2 separate regions of the Homo sapiens genome follow, and region 1 is linked to region 2. Evidence: chromatin loops called from intact Hi-C (ENCODE). Cell type or tissue: PC-3. All regions are shown on one strand. Links, peaks and the distances in the headings refer to the core of each region. The heading gives the core; the rest is flanking DNA.

Region 1 (2,921 bases), core at 153-2,652, 48 kb before region 2:
GGTGGGTGGAGCACTCAGAACACATACAACATTTATGGATTAAGTATCAATTAAGTCTTTATTATTATTATTATTTGAGATGGAGTCTTGCTCTATCACTGAGGCTAGAGTGCAGTGGCATGATCTTGGCTCACTGCAACCTCCGCCTCCCCAGTTCAAGCGATTCTCCTGCCTCAGCCTCCCAAGTAGCTGGGACTACAGGTGTGCGTCACCACACCCAGCTAATTTTTTTGTATTTTTAGTAGAGATGGGGTTTCACTATGTTGGCCAGGCTGATCTCGAATTCCTGACCTCACGATCTGCCCACCTCAGCCTCCCAAAGTGCTGGGATTACAGGCGTGAACTACCACACCTGGCCTCAATTAAGTGTTATATGGATGCAGTTCAGGCCATCCCCAAACAATTACAATAGTAACACCAAAGACAGTGATCACAGATCACCATAACAGATATAACAATAATGAAAAAGTTTGGGCCAGGCGCAGTGGCTCACGCCTGTAATCCCAGCACTTTGGGAGGCCGAGGGCAGATCACGAGGTCAAGAGATCGAGACCAGTCTGGCCAACATGGTGAAACCCTGTCTCTACTAAAAATACAAAAAAATTAGCTGGGTGTGGTGGCATGCACCTATAGTCCCAGCTACTTGGGAGGCTGAGGCAGGAGAATCACTTGAACCTGGGAGGCGGAGGTTGCAGTGAGCCAAGATCGCACCACTGCACTCCAGCCTGGGTGGCTGATCGAGACTCTGTCTAAAAAAAAAAAAAAAAAGAAAAGAAAAAGTTTGAAATACTGTAAGAATTACCAAAATGTGACACAGTCATAAAAGGAGCATATGCTGTTGAAAAGAAAATGGTCCCAGTAGACTTGCTCAATGTAGGGGTGCCACAAACCTTCAATTTGTAAAAAAAAAAACCCACAATATCTTCCAAGAGCAAGAAAGCAAAGCACAGTAAGACACAGTATGCCTGTGTTTAATTTTGTGGCAACTAGGAAAAAAAAATAGCCATAAAGGATCTTTTCAGAGATGATAATGAAGAAAAGGTTGTGAAACATCATTTCATTGGAACGCACGACCAACAAAAGACTAATTCAAAGATGATACAAGATTTTTATTCCTCTTCAGGCCTAGTTTCATTATCATTAATTGTTGAGGGCAAGAGAGCAGGTGTTATCCTGACAGGTTATTTTACATCCTTCATTCTAACTACTGAGTTAACTATCCAAGAAAGCTTGTGGGACACCTGTTTTTACAAACCAACCTCTACCCCATTCTTAGACAGACACACTCTCCTGTAAGCTACAATAAGACACATGAGTAATTCTGCCTGTAAATATTGTCACTCTGTTAATATGTGTGTTTTCAAAGGACTGTAGGAATATTGTGTGCCAAGCCTATCAGGAAACAAATTTTTATATTCTAGATGTCTATAATCTACTGTAGGCTGGAGAATAGTATATATTGTGATAGCCTCAGACGAGATGTTTAGGCTGGCAACAGTGGCTCACACCTGTAATCCCAGCACTTTGGGAGGCTGAGGCAGGCAGACTGCTTGAGCCCAAGAGTTTGAGACCAGCCTGGGCAACATGGGGTGATCCTGTCTCTACAAAAAATATAAAAATTATTCAGGTGTGATGGCACATGGCTGTAGTCCCAGCTACTCAGGAAGCTGAGGCAGGAGGATTGCCTGAGTAACCTCCACTCAGGAGGTGGAGGTTGCAGCAAGCCAAAATTGTGCCACTGCACTCCAGCCTGGGCAACAGAGTGAGAGACTCTAACTCCAGAAAAAAAAAAAAAAAAAGAAAGAAAAAAAAAGTGGTGTTTAGTTATAATTCTGCTTTTCTTTCTTTCTTTCTTTCTTTCTTTTTTTTTTTTTGAGACGGAGTTTTGCTCTTGTTGCCCAGGCTAAAGCGCAGTGGTGCGATCTTGGCTCCCCACAACCTCCGCCTCCCAGGTTCAAGTGATTTCCTGCCTCAGCTTCCCAAGTAGCTGGGATTACAGGCATGAGCCACCACACCTGGCTAATTTTGTATTTTTAGTAGAGATGGGGTTTCTCCATGTTGATCAGGCTGGTCTTGAACCCCCGACCTCCGGTGATCTGCCCGCCTCGGCCTCCCAAAGTGCTGGGATTACAGGCGTGAGCCACCACGCCCTGCCTAATTTTGCTTTTTAAAAAGCTGTCTTAGTGAAACCAAAAATATATCAGAAAACTATTTCTAAAAAAGTACTTTTAATGTTCCTGAACAAGTGGTGATATGGAAGCTGGCTAACTAGGTAATCAATATATAGCCTGCCTTATGAGATCCATAGTGTTCTAACTTAATTCAAATTGAAAGTTAAATTTGGATCTACTAATACAGCTAATCCAGTTAGGTCTACAGTATTTGTTTTTAAAAATATTTTTGTTGGATATGCATTAAAAAGTGTAATTTGAGGTATATATAAAAATTCATTACGATATCACTAAGCTCATTCATTAGGTTGCTCAAGTATATGTTTCCTATAACCTTCAAGAAGTTAAGTCCTGAGTAGATTCTGGTATCCTTGATTTTTAGATTAATCTGTAAATTCCCTTAGGAGAATTAAATGCCTGAACAGAATCTTAATCAGGCTAGACCTGCCAACTGGGATGCTCTTTGGAAATAGAGGTCAAGACGTAAAAAAAAGATTAAAATTGTCCAGTAAGCATCCCAGATGGAATGCTGACTATGCATTACTTGCCCGCCTACCAGGCTGCACAAGGAACAAAACCTGAACTTAGGGTGGGAGAAAAAGTTTGAAACCAAATTGAGCTATTTTTAGTCCAAGAATCAATATGTACAAAATGGATTGTGCACAGATCTTTATTCTTATGGTCCGAGAAGTAGAGAACTGGTGTTTGACCCTACTCAGAAGATAGGAAAGGGGAGGGAGGGAGGGAAGG
Region 2 (2,921 bases), core at 312-2,811:
TCTCAAAAAAAAAAAAAGGAATTCAAGATTCAGTGCCAAAAACACTAAGTTAAGAATTACTTTTATTTGATGGTCTTCAGAGCCCAGTGAACAAAGAACACTTAGGCCAACAGACACAAATTTCTGCCTTAAGTTTAAATGTGCACATACTCTGTCTCTCTTCAAACTAATAAGTAGCTCTTAAATGTTGGCAGGTAATGTCAGGGAACCTCTATGGGTTTTGAATTGTAAACTTAAGACTACGTATTTTTTTACAGAAAACTGAATTTCTTACAATGTATACGATAAATGTTTACATAAAGTTGTAAACTACGTTTGACACAGAAAATTGGTTTTGTTCATTCACCTTGTCATAATTAACTCAATGTCTATGATGTGCTCACTAATCTTGTAATTAATCTCACCAATATATAAACTATCTGAAGTGTTGTGCTAGTTGGAAAAATACCTAGACTTACATACTAAGATATTCTACTCCCAGTTAAATAGTAAATAAAATTGCATTTATAGTTGGCCAGGCGCAGTGGCTCATGACTGTAATCCCAGTACTTTGGGAGGCCGAGGTGGGTGGATCACCTGAGGTCAGGAGTTCAAGACCAGCCCAGCCCACATGGTGAAACCCCGTCTCTACAAAAATACAAAAATTAGCCAGGCATGATGGCAGGTTTCTGTAATCCCAGCTATTCAGGAGGCTGAGGTGGGAGAATTGCATGAACCCGGGAGGCGGAGGTTGCAGTGAGCCGAGATCGTGCCATTGCACTCTAGCCTGGGCAACAGAGCGAGACTCCGTCTAAAAAAAAAAAAATGCATTTATAGTAGATTCCAGCCTGCGTGACAGAGCGAGACTCCGTCTCAAAAAACAACAACAACAACAAAATTTAGATTCAGGGGTACATGTGCAGGTTTGTTAGATGGATATATTGTGTGATGTGGGAGGTTTGGGTTCCTGCTGAATTCCTTACCCAAATAATAAACATAGTACCCAATAGGTAGTTCTTACATCTTTGTCCTTCTTTTGGAGTCCCCAGTGTCTGCTGTTTCCATAGAATCATTTTCTTTTTTCTTTTTCCTTTTTTTTGATATGGAGTCTCGCTCTGTTGCCCAGGCTGGAGTGCGGGGGCACAATCTTGGCTCACTGCAACCTCCGCCTCCCAGGTTCAAGCGATTTTCATGCCTCAGCCTCCTGAGTAGCTGGGATTATAGGAGCGCGCCACCACGCCCGAATAATTTTTGTATTTTTAGTACAGACGGGGTTTCACCATGTTGGTCAGGCTGGTCTCCAACTCCTGACCTTGTGATCTGCCCGCCTCGGCCTCCCAAAGTGCTGAGATTACAGACGTGAGCCACCGCGCCCAGCCCATAGATTCATTTTCAAAACCACAATGCATAGTGACATTCTTTCACAAACTTGTCAAGCTGTTTGCCCAGGTGAGCAATATATTGTTTTAATAAGACAACTGTTTGCCCAGATGAGCAAACTGTTTGTCCTGATAAATTGATTTGCAAGACTTTCCTAAAGCAAACAGTGAATTTATTTATTAATTTACTGTCTTATCTTCCTGGGCACGAATTTCGTGGAACAAAGAGTTAAGTTATATTGACATGGGTGGGCTCAGTTTTAATACTTCACAAGAAAAGACCTGACCTAAAGTCAGAAAAAAGAAAAGACCTGGAATTTTAGAGGTGGGTGATTAATCTAAGCCCATAAACTCACCATAGAAGAAACCGAGATCCAGAGAGTTCAAATAACCTGCCCAAATTCACTGAGCCAGTTAGTGAGAGAGCAGGCAACATAACCCAGATATTCTGGCTCCTAATCCAGTGTTCTTTCCATTATATCACTCAGCCCCTATTTTGAAGTCTTTTGGACCTCAAGAAATAAAGTATTTTATAACACCTCTAAATGGTTTCCAGGATCTCAAACATTTCCATAAATATAATGCAGAGATTTAAGCAGAGGCACGACATTTGCAAAGTTGTCAAGTCACATCTCACACACTTCACGATGAAAAAAATTCAGAAATGAATATGGTATTTTATTTTACATCATTAAAGACCACAATTATACTTTGGCAAAAATGTCCATTCCACCATTTGGTTTTCTGCACTCCATATTTGGAAACAAATAAAAAATAATAAAGAACTTTGACCAGCACTCCAATGTCACAACTGTCCCCCTGAAACACCATATAAAGACTTTCTGTTCATTTTATGACTCTTCATCATCTAGAAAGTGTGAAATTTAGACATGTTGGTTTTATGTTTAGATTGCTGAGACAGTGGAAAGATTTATAATACATCACGTAGCAAAAAGCTTCCTACTGCTTAAGGTTCTGTGGTCCAATACGGTGGCCACTACCCACATGTGACCACTTAAATTTAAATTAATTAAAGCAAAATTCAAAAATCAGTTCTTCACTCATATACTTATATTTTTATAGTAGAAATGGCTGTGTACTTTCAGCAATGTTTTAGGGGTATGTTGTATGTGGCCACCTCACTATTGAATGTACACCACTCTAGTAAATGTGCATCATTAAATAAACCACAAAGCAAGGTCAGGATAGGGTAACACAGTAACGAAGAGCCACAGAATCTCAAGTGTTTTAATACAAAAAAGTTTCATTTGTTCTAACCATGTTCAAGGCAGATGTTTCTGGCCAGGTGAGGTTCTCCTGGAAACATTGCCTCTATGCAGCAATTTGGAGAGACAGGCTCAAGGAGTTGGGGGAGAGTGGATTTTGCCACGTTTGTGAGCTAGGTCTGGAAGTGCCACACGTCATTCCTCCTCATAATCAACTGGCGGTGTTTAGTCTCCTGGCCCCACACAGATGCAAAGGGGTTGAGAAGGCCATCTTCCTATCAACCCAGGGAAAAGATGAAATGGCGTGGTGAGCACAGTGCACTGTCTTTGCTACTGA

Evidence for each region. Hi-C counts contacts between places; a loop is a spot of excess contacts. Peaks named below come from ENCODE experiments on the same cell type or tissue, not always from the same donor. Only the 100,000 strongest peaks of a DNase experiment are listed, where the experiment ranks them.
Region 1: a loop joins it to region 2, with 2.9 times the contacts of the local background. A loop is called at or near these places in 2 of 110 quality-filtered maps.

What each region holds. Positions count from the first base shown.
Region 1 is chr12:32,233,550-32,236,470 of GRCh38, reverse strand. All of the region lies in intron 2 of BICD1 (BICD cargo adaptor 1), which reads right to left. Among named protein-coding and RNA genes, the nearest start is that of BICD1-AS1, 130 kb to the right of the region's middle. In PC-3, for the core only: no CTCF peak of the experiment used is centred there; no DNase peak of the experiment used is centred there.
Region 2 is chr12:32,185,829-32,188,749 of GRCh38, reverse strand. All of the region lies in intron 1 of BICD1 (BICD cargo adaptor 1), which reads right to left. Among named protein-coding and RNA genes, the nearest start is that of BICD1-AS1, 80 kb to the right of the region's middle. In PC-3, for the core only: no CTCF peak of the experiment used is centred there; a DNase peak (open chromatin) is centred at 1,459; H3K27ac peaks cover 1,695 bases.